Regions from separate parts of the Homo sapiens genome. Here regions 1 and 2 are each linked to region 3. The links are chromatin contacts, found by Hi-C in ENCODE. All regions are on one chromosome and are shown on one strand. Each heading gives the region's core, a stretch centred on a gene start or an enhancer-like site at or near the end of the contact. The rest is flanking DNA. Distances are from core to core; before and after follow the strand shown. Region 1 overlaps LOC107984195 (a long non-coding RNA gene). Region 2 has its middle 120 kb from the start of LINC00702. Region 3 has its middle 130 kb from the start of LINC00703.

Evidence for each region. Hi-C counts contacts between places; a loop is a spot of excess contacts on that map. Pooled maps may share reads with other maps.
Region 1: a loop to region 3 is called in a map of Right ventricle myocardium inferior, with 4 times the contacts of the local background. The contact joins two enhancer-like sites. A Hi-C loop is called at or near these places in 3 of 168 maps with a recorded cell type or tissue (Right ventricle myocardium inferior, cardiac septum and left cardiac atrium) and 4 of 50 pooled maps.
Region 2: a pooled map shows a loop between it and region 3 (4-fold over the local background). The contact joins two enhancer-like sites. A Hi-C loop is called at or near these places in 8 of 37 single-sample maps with no recorded cell type and 5 of 50 pooled maps.

The regions. Positions count from the first base shown.
Region 1 is chr10:4,081,619-4,085,150 of GRCh38, forward strand. It overlaps LOC107984195 (a long non-coding RNA gene), which reads left to right. Exons shown (of 10, transcript NR_176060.1): 7 at 671-757; 8 at 1,066-1,201; 9 at 1,658-1,757; 10 at 2,253-2,632. Among named protein-coding and RNA genes, the nearest start is that of MIR6078, 92 kb to the left of the region's middle. RefSeq lists an enhancer at 1,800-2,312. Within about 2 kb of position 2,078, at least 3 of the 41 ENCODE cell types and tissues checked have a DNase peak (open chromatin) inside an H3K27ac peak, as active enhancers do.
Region 2 is chr10:4,125,926-4,129,516 of GRCh38, forward strand. No RefSeq gene overlaps it. Among named protein-coding and RNA genes, the nearest start is that of LINC00702, 120 kb to the right of the region's middle. RefSeq lists an enhancer at 1,860-2,499 and a silencer at 2,238-2,438. Within about 2 kb of position 2,251, at least 7 of the 41 ENCODE cell types and tissues checked have a DNase peak (open chromatin) inside an H3K27ac peak, as active enhancers do.
Region 3 is chr10:4,512,976-4,516,258 of GRCh38, forward strand. It overlaps the pseudogene RNU6-163P. Among named protein-coding and RNA genes, the nearest start is that of LINC00703, 130 kb to the left of the region's middle. RefSeq lists an enhancer at 1,596-1,645. Within about 2 kb of position 1,601, at least 21 of the 41 ENCODE cell types and tissues checked have a DNase peak (open chromatin) inside an H3K27ac peak, as active enhancers do.

The DNA of each region.
Region 1 (3,532 bases), core at 828-3,327, 430 kb before region 3:
TAGTAAACCCTTGCAGTGTGTGTGGTGAGTGTGTTTGTGTTGGTGGGTGTATAGTGTTGTCTGTGTGAGTCTCCCTGCAAATCAGTGGCTGTGTGGATAAGTCAAAGCGGTCTCCTCCCTCATGCCGTGGGAGAGGCAACTAATGACCTCATGACGACTTCCAATCCTGTTTTGTGTCAAAGCCTTTAGGATCTAGCCAGTGACTGCTACATAGAAGGCAGTCTAGAGATTTGGCCAGAATCGCAGCAAAACCCAGGCCAAGAGTGTGGAGAGGGAGCAAGCCCACTCGAGCTGTGGCCCTGCCTTGCTTATGAAGTGACCTCAGATCACTGCTGCTCTCTGGTCCTCCACTTCCTAATGTGTAATTAAGGAAGTCACACAGTGCAACCTCTATCTTTAAGATCTAAAAAATTTGAGTTTTCTTGTGATGAACAGCATTCCAATCCCACTTACACAGAAAAAAAAAAAAAAAGCTCTGGCTTTAAAAATAAAACATCCAAAAAATTAAGACTAGAAAGATGATATTTAAGAGTAGTATTTTATTACTTTGAAAACATCTGGTATGAATTTGAAATTTCATTTTAAAATTTTTAATAGATTCCTCATTCTGTTTCTAGAAAATAGGTTAAAGTGAGTTGTTATGAAACCATGTTTCTAATTTTTATTTCAGATTCTATATTTCAACTAAAGCTCGCACTTGGGTGAAATCTTTCAACATATCTTTTGTTTAAGAAAAGTCAGAACAAGAATTTCCAAGGTACTGCTTATTTATTATAGAAAACTTAGAAAATATAGAGAAATGTACAGAAGAAAACAAATTCTCTCAAAATCTCAATTCATAGAGATACATACAAGGCATTTTTTAATGTATGTAATTTGTAATTTGTGTGTGTATGTGTGTAACAGGGTCTCATTCTGTCCCCCAAGCTGTAGTGCGGTGACGTGATCACGACTCACTGCAGCCTTGACCTCCTGGGCTTAGGTGATCCTCCCATCTCAGCCTCCTGAATAGCTGCAACTACAGGCATGAGCCACCATGCCAGGTTAATTTTGTATTTTTTGTAGAGATGGGGTTTCGTTATGTTGTCCACGCTGGTCTCGAACTCCTGGGCTCAAGTCATCCATCCACCTTGGCCTCCCAAGTTACAGGGATTACAGGCATGAGCCTCTGTGCCTAGCCATGATGTATGTAATTTGTAAGGTGAGATAACTGTCTTGTTGTTTTGCTTTGTCATCTATGTTTATATTGTTCTCTGTAAATCCTCCACTGGAAAAGTTTTTCCATCCAGACCTGAGTCTCATGAGCTACGGCTAAGATGTAATCACTCCCAAAGAAACATGCACTCTCAACAACATTTTTGACATACTTGATTGTTTACCATTGCTTTGCATGGAGGGGAATGAAATGGACCTTTTAGAATCAACTTGCCCAACAGTGGATCTAGGCCAGGCTGAGAAGAGGGTGCCAAGGCTGACATTTGAGTCTAGACAATGATGTCTCTCAAAATGCATTTTGCCCTGTGATTTTCCCCCAGCTCCTTAGTTTTCTAGCATAATTGATGGCCTTTGTGGGCCATAATCCAAAACCACTACACACAGGAAAAGGGCTGTCAAGCAGCAATAGTATAATAATTCATGCGTTATTATTACCATTTAGAGAAAACACCTATGCAGAATTGCAAGTTGTGATGGGCCCTTGAAAATCAACGTGTGTGCCGAATCCAGGTGGATGCTGTGACCTCACAAAAGCTGTGAAGGTGTGCTATCGCAGAGTGGAGGTGTGGCAAAGTCCAGATTCAAGAAAAGGCTGAAGTCAGCTTGTGTCCCTGACCTGGGATCTCAGCCTTAATCTCATGTTTAGAAGTGAGGCCAGTGCCATTGGCCATTGACATCCAGAAGATAAACTCTCATGGAATGACAGCTGACAAACAGCAGATGCCTTCAGACTGGCAGATTCTTCTATCTTGTGTTAATGCATCTTTATGGGAATTCACAATGTTCTCTAGGCAGGGGTCCAAGTGATAAGCACCAGAGCTTTGAAATAAGATAGTAGAAAGCGGGGTAGGCTGTGCTTTTGAAGTGCATTTTCCTGGCAAACGGAAGATGGCCCTCCTCATTCTGCCAAAGGGAATTCTAAGAGCCAAGATTGCATAAGAGGATTGCATTTTGGATGTTTTTAGGATGTGAGCTGAGGTAGGCTTAGCTCTGGCTCAAGGATTTCAAAGTAACTGACTTGTTTTGTGTACTTTCAGCTCTCTGCAACTCTTGCTGAATTTTGGCATCTTTAGCAGAGCAGGAGCAATCAGCATTGATAAACAGATTTCCTCTTGTATGGGTGCCTTGCCAGTGCAGGGATGTGCAGTGATCTTTCACCCTCTCAGCTTTCCTCTCGATACTGCATTCATCATTTCAAGAGCTTTCAGGAATGTGGGCCGTGCTGACATTTTGTAATGTCTATCAGGAATTGAGATTTTAGGGTAACAACATAAAATGTTCCTAAGGTGAAGGTTTTGTTGTTGTTTTTGTTGTTAATTGCCTACATTATGACAGTTTTGTACTTAATTATCACCACATATCTAGCTGCTTGAAAACTGTTTCTTTTTTAAAAATACAAAGCAATAAAAATATAAACTTAAATTTCTTTAGCTTTAATATATCTTGGTTCACCTCCTCTAATTAATTTGCCATTCAGCTCATTTCATTAATGTATAATAAAATAACAATTTGACATTTGGATAAGTTAGTGAATTTGGGGCTTATGCTTTTCAAAGCTGATACTTGTTTTCTCTTAGGTTTTTATTATTGTATTAGAGCCATATAATAAAGGAAGAAAAAAAAAATAAAAAAATCCATGGGATTAAAGAAGAAATTATGTTGATTAAAATGTGTCATTTGAGCCAGATGTTCTAGAAGGAACTGCATGGGATGTGTCTTTAGAAATGCTCTGTGTCCTCCACTGTGAGAGCAGAAGACGTCTCTGCATAGTCCTCTGTTCAAAACCCAAACTATAGATTGACCAGTACTCTCACATTAAAAAGCAGGGTTTGAAGGATACATTTACCCTCAAAAGGTAACTCGGCACTCAAAATTTATAGATCAGTCTTACCCATGACATAAATCCATGGAGGAATAAAACTTAATTTGTAACTTAGGGGATGCAACATTCAGGTTAAATGTGATAAAAATATGTGATGATGGACTCCCTACAAAGGAACCGGTGAGAAGGTACCCTAGCTACTGAGAAGCATTTTGTGACTAAAGGACCTTATGGGTTATTGATGATTATTTACATTCTACCAGAACTGTTAAAGCCCTGAAAATTACCTTTACACTTTTTTTTTTCTTTTAAGACGAAACCTTGCTGTGTCACCCAGGATGGAGTGCAGTGGCACTATCTCAGCTCACTGCAACCTCTGCCTCCTGATTCAAGCAATTTTCCTGCCTCAAGCAACTCTACTGCCTCTCCAGTAGCTATAATCCCAGCTACTCCTGTAATCCCAAGTAGCTGGGATTACAGGTGCCCGCCACCCGC
Region 2 (3,591 bases), core at 1,001-3,500, 390 kb before region 3:
TAGACAGAAATATGGTTATAATTAAGCATTCATCAGGCTGCATGCTGGCCCACTTCCATGTTTCTAAACGTCACATAGCACTAGATACCAGCCATTTGCATTCCACTGTCCCTATAAACTGGATCTCTGACATTAGAATTATAAGGCTTTAGTTTAAGGATTGCTTAAGGTGTTCTTCAGACCTGAATTTGGGCAACCAATTTGAAGAGCCACAGAGGAATGGACTCAGCATGAGAATACAGCTTCTTCTTGCACTCATTGATCAGTCAATGATCTTTTCACTTTGGCCCATTCCAAAACCCTGAAAAATCCTAACCCTAAATTCTTTGTGGAGATGGATTAGAGGTTTCCTCCTGTCTCCTCATTCAGTGACTGTACAATTAAATCTCTTACTCTGGTGCAAGCCCCTATCTTGCTGTGTGGACTTGGTGCATGTATTGGGGAATAAACCTACTATGATTACATCTCTCTCAGAGTTGTTGGTTCTTCATACATTTTGCATGGCACATACCACCTGGAATAAAGACCATATTTGTTGGCCTGCTGTGACAAGCAGAATTCTAAGGTGCCTCCCAAAATTCCTCTCCCTGCTGTACAAGTCCTGTATCATCTAGGGCTGTGAAGAGGATCGGCTATCACTCCTGTGATTAGTTTTGATTAGAGGTAACATTTTATTTTTAAAAAGGGAGATTAACCTGGGTGGATCTGACCTAATCAAGTTGTAACCAACCAGTGGGTTTACCTCGCCTGCTGCCTAGACAGAGCCAATTTCTCAAGACAGGGGAGTTGCAATAGAGAAAGAGTAATTTATGCAGAGCCAGCTGTGCTGGAGGCAGGATTTTTATTATCACTCCAATCAGTCTTCCTGAGAATTCAGGGATCAGAATTTTTAAGGACAACTTAGTGGGTAAGGGGAAGCCAGGGATCCTGGAGTACTGATTGGTCTGAGAGGGAATCATAGGGAGTCGGAGCTGTCTTCTTGTGCTGAGTCAGTTCCCAGGTGGGGGCCACAAGATCAGATGAGCCAGTTTATTGAGCTGGCGGTGGCAGCTGATCCATCAAGTGCAGGGGCTGCAAAATATCTCAAGCGCTGATCTTAGGAGCAGCGTAGAGAGGGTTAGAATCTTGTAGCCTCCAGCTGCCTGACTCCTAAATCATGATTTCCAATCTCGTGTGTAATTTCTTAGTTCTACAAAGGCAGTCTAGTCCCCAGGCAAGAAGGTGGTTTGTTTTGGGAAAGGGCTGTTAATAGTTTTTGTTTTGAACTATAAACTATAAACTGGCCAGGCATGGTGGCTCACACCTGTAATCCCAGCATTTTGGGAGGCTGAGGTGGGCAGATCACTTGAGGTCAGGAGTTCAAGACTAGCCTGGTCAACATGGTAAAACCCCATCTCTACTAAAAATACAAAAATTAACTGGGGCCAGGTGGTGGGTCCTGGCTACTCAGGAGGCTGAGGCAGGAGAATCGCTTGAACCCGGGAAGTGGAGGTTGCAATGAGCCAAGATGGAGCCACTGCACTCCAGCCTGGGCAACAGAGCAAGACTCTGTCTGGAAAAACCAACCAACCAACCAACAAACAACAAAAAAACCACTATAAACCAAGTTCCTCCCAAAGTTACTTCAGCCTACACCCAGGAAGGAACACGGACAGCTTAGAGGTTAAAAGCAAGATGGAGTCAGTTAGGTTAGATCTCTTTCACTGTCTCAGTCATAATTTTGCAAAGGCCATTTCAAAGTGACCACTAAAAGGAACTGGGATTGCAGGGTGCAGAGATTCAAACACAGTGCTGGGACCACTCTCTTCTGGATTTGACTCATGCGTGAGAGGAATAAACCTATACATTTTACTTAGCCACCTGCTTTTCGGAATTTGTGGGCAAGCTAGATTTTACCGAATGCAGACTAACCTGCTCCAACTCAAACAAAGAACCAGCTTTTAAAATTGTGGTTTATTATATAGGTTGTAATGTTTTGTCTTCTAGAATCTGCAGACACAAACAACCCATACGCTTCATTCCACAATTCACAGACCGTGGTCATTAGCAAAAAAGGTCAGAGGGAAAATTCATGGGCCTTATCAGAAAATTATTAGCCTGATAGATCAATGCTGTGTTTGAAGTATTCTAATGTAATCAACTGCCTCTGCAAAGTGAACAAAAGGAGGCCATTATGCAAATAAGAACCATTCATTTCAGAGGAAGGAGCTTTGGTTTCCTGGTACAGAGTCAACAAAATGAGGAAGCTGCGAAAGCCCTGGCTCATGTAGTTAACCTTGGGTCACTGTACCCTCCAGCCTCAGCACAGTTAATCCATGAATACTTGCAGTCAACAGCCTCTAAAGGTCACCAGACTCTGAAGTCCAGTTACTATTTGTTACCAAGTTTACAATTCAGAATTTATAGGAAATAAATATGTAGCCTGCATCACTAATGTGCCAAGCTTTGGGACAGGTTTCTTTCTAATTAGATCTCTGAAGGATTTTCCTGAAGGAGTCCCTCATGCTCTTGATTTCATCAACAGGCACTGTGCGGAAGCCCCTCCACCATGATGGTTTTGCTCAAGAAACCTTCATCTTGCAAAAGACAAAATGACAACAAATTCCGTTCCAAGATGCCAATTGGCTTTATTGACATCCTAGAATCAGGCAGCACTATATTCTCTAAAATGGAATATGTGTTCCAATGAACTGAACACAGGAGATTGGCTTTACAGATAGAAAAAGGGCTGAAGAAAGAGAAACAAAGAATAAAAAGTGTATTGGGTGCTTCCAAGTTACTTTCCTTGTAAGCCACTGTGTCAGAGGCATTTGAACCACAGCGACTCCATCTTGAGTGAGGACTAGGAAAACGAGGCTGGGACTTGCTGAGCTGCATTTCCAGAAAGTCAGGCATCCTTAGCTTCTAGATGTTTATTAAGCAGACCCAGACTCGGGAGTGTCTAGATATCCCGATATCTGGAGAACAAAGGCATTCCTAATTTTGCTTTAAAGATAATAATATCGATTCTTGCAAAATATAGTAATTGAGAAAATTAATCCTTTATCACAAACCCTTGTAGCAGAGCTTATCTCTTCATGATCTTTTTTATCCTACATATACAAGTATTGTACCTAGGGTGGACACATTCCTCCTCTTACTTTCGGGTCTGTCCTACTCTGTCTGTGGAGTAGCCGTATTTTCACCACTTTACTTTCTTAATAAACTTGCTTTTACTTTGCACTGCAGACTCACCCTGAATTCTTCCTTACGCGAAATCCAAGAACCCTCTCTTGGGGTCTGGATCAGAATCGCTTTCCTGTAACAACTGGGGCCAGAAAGAAGAAACAATAGAAAAACTGATGAGTTCACATGATGTGACTTCAGATTAAGGATTTAAACACAGGGAACTTCATTATCCTGCCCATTGAAGACTAAACCTGTCCTGTTCAGGAAGTTAGGCTATCTCTCTCCTGGTTCCTCAGAGGGCAGAGAACTGCTCAGTTTGGGTTTGGGTTTGGTAAGCCTGGGTGACCCCACTATGATTTGTCTGGTCTGTTGCGATCGCAGGAGTTTAGTCCAAAATAATGGCCTCAAATTTTGTTGAACAAT
Region 3 (3,283 bases), core at 351-2,850:
TTCCTTCTGGATTTGAACACAGCATTTCCTCAAGTGGGCGCCAGAGGAACTTGAGAACCCCAGCCTTTGTGCACGGCTGTGCAACCTGGACTTTGTCGAGACAGGAGTGCATTACCATGACATTTAAGGAGGAGAACAAGCTGCTCTGAATTGTGTCAATCTCACTTGTGATCTATTTTTGAACAATGTACTAGAAAGATATTCCCGTTCACACAGAACTAGTGATTTACCCTCTGGTGGATTCTACCCCTCCAGCTACTTGGCGATAAATAAAGCCAGAGTGGAGAGAGAGTGTAAATAAAAATTAACTGTACCCAATTGGCTCCCCAATGCTTTCATTTATGCATGCTTGTTTGATGAGGTACTTTTCTATTTTTTTTTTTTTTTTGAGATGGAGTCTCACTCTGTCTCCCAGGCTGGAGTGCAGTGGTGCAATCTCGGCTCACTGCAAGCTCCGCCTCCCGGGTTCACGCCATTCTCCTGCCTCGGCCTCCCGAGTAGCTGGGACTACAGGCACCCGCCACCACGCCTGGCTAATTTTTTGTATTTTTTAATAGAGACGGAGTTTCACCGTGTTAGCCAGGATGGTCTCGGTCTCTTGACCTCGTGATCCACCCGCCTCGGCCTCCCAAAGTGCTGGGATTACAGGCGTGAGCCACCGCGCCTGACCTTGATGAGGTACTTTTCAAGTCTTCTTAATTGCCATATAAAATAAGGCCTCTGGTAATCAAAAGCCCTAAAAAAAATGTTGGGGGGGGGTTGTCCACCTTGGTTGGGGAGGGTTGTCCACCTTGGTTGGAGGGGGTTGTCCACCTTGGTTGTGGGGGGGTTGTCCACCTTGGTTGTGGGGGTTGTCCACTTTGGTTGTCTTCAAATTTTCCTTGTTGGTTTTTCACTTTCCAACTTCATTGCCATTTCAGTAACTCCTGGGGGTATATGGCACCCCGCAAACCTGGCGCTGCCATGGCCGGACAGAGAATCCAGGAGCTCTGATCCTCCCACCAATACCTACTGTGGTGTGGAAACTCTCCTGTCTCTTTTACTGAGCCAAGATAATGTTAGACAGCCTTCAAAGAAGTGCTTTAACAATTAAGAGAGCGAAAGAAATATATGTATAGAAAGAGAAAGAAACAGAGACAGACAAGCAGATACACACACACACAGAGGGAAAGAGAGAAAGCTGGAGGGGAGAGAATAGATAGGAAGAAATATAGAGAGATATATAAAGAGACAGAGAAATGGAGAGAGACAGATACATACAGAGAGAGATAGCAAGAGGGAATAGAAAGGGAGAAATGGAGAGAGAGGAATAGAGAGACAGAAAAATAGAGAGCAACAGATAGGGAGAGAAAAGCAAAATAGAACAGCAGTGCAGTAACACAGTATAAATTCCTAAAACAGTGTGTAGCCACACATTTATTTGGTCATCACTATGTACTGGTTTTTGGACGTCTGTCTCTTTATTCCCTTTGTCCTGAGTGGCTTGCTGTGGACATAGTCTCTATCTGGTTCTTGGGCTAGTGGTACTCTCTCTCAGGGAAACAGTGGCTCCACCCCTCGGCTCTACGTGAGTCTAGGGACTTCGGGCCTGGAAGTTGGAGACCTTCCTTCGTTTCACAAAATCTGCACCACATCAGGTTTCTCCTGCCACTAAAAGCAGAAAACAGCTCTTCCTTTTTCTGCGTCCGTGGGCGGTAACTGGCTGCCCTTTCAGTTCCCGTTTCCCGTCTAGGACGTCCTAATTTTGAACAGAACAAACAGCACTTGCAACACCCAACCCATCAGGAAATCCCGTTGTCTCTGCCTTTGGAAGATCCAGAACCTCATGGATTGTTACCATTTCCCAGCTACTCACCATTGCAGCTGGAAACACCGTCCTCTGTCACTGGATTCCCACGCGCACCCGCCAGCTCCCCTGCTCCAGAGCCTGGCTCCTTCCGCAGCAGCGAGAGGGTCCCCACGCAAGCCAGCCTCAGGTGCTCACTTCAGCAGCACATCTGCTAAAACTGGAACATACAGAGAAGAGGAACCTGGCCCCTGTGTAAACATGACATGGAAATTCATGGGACATTCCATATTTTTATGAATATACTAAAAGCCGCTGAATTGTAGGCATTGAAAATAATACATTTTATGGCATGTGAATTATATCTCAATTCAGCTACTGTAAACTAAATAAACAAAAGTAAACCATGCCCATCCTCCGCTCAAAGCCCTGCAATGGTTATTTCATTCAAAGTAAAGTCTATGTTCTTAAAAAAGCCAAAAAGCTTCCTGTGATCTAACATCTCCCATTCCCATCATTTACAATCTGATTCTTTCTCTAGTTATTTTTCCCCTTACTTCAGGCGGATGCCAATTTGCACTGTTCCAGGAATGTGCCAGGTACCTCGCCCCCCTAGCTGTCCCTTGTTAAGAACCCCTGCAAAGACAGGGTGGACTCGCGGCCCCCAAATTTGGTTCAATGTTGAGATCAATGATGCCACACACACACACACACACACACCAAGACAGTATAACAAGGTGTATTTACATAATGGCAGAACAGGGCAAACCTCTTAAGCAGGTCTCAAACAGTGTGAAAGAGCAAGGAAAGGTGCATAGCTGGGGGTTTTACTGTGGTGAGCAGGGGGTTGGGGTTGGGTAAAGGTGCCCAGATTGAGGGCTTGCGTGATCTGAATCTCCTGCCAGTGTCCAAGTGGGAGCACTTGAGCTTTCTTCTCAGCTTGTCCAGATGTGGGACAAGCTGAAGAGAGGCCCAGGACAAACATTTGGCCAGTGAGGCTTAAATGTTTTCAAGCAGCAGAAACTGGAGTCAGCCTCTTTATCACACAGCTATTTAATAAAACCTCGGGAGCTCAGTAAGACCTATCCTGAGCACACCCTGCAAAATCCTCCTTCATACCTCATCGGCTTCTCCCCCATCTGTGTTCTTGGCTCGGGGTTGTCTTTTTCACACATCGCTGGCCACCTTCTAATGTGCCCTGTCATTTTCCTAAAATATTCAGAACTTGTTATCAGGGTTCCCCTGGGTCCTCTCCTGACCTGCTAAAAATGAACTGCTTGAGGGCAGAGGTCTTCCATCCAAATGCAGATGAATTCCGAGTGCCTGCAGCAGACCTGGCACCAAGCAGATGCTCCATACGTACATGTTGAGTGAGTGAATTCAGGTGCTTAAGAAGCACTCAGCATCCATTCAATAACCTGGTTCTATAGGTTGGTGAAAAAGTAACTGTATTTTTTTTTAACCATTACTTTTTAGTGGCAAAACCGCAATTACTTT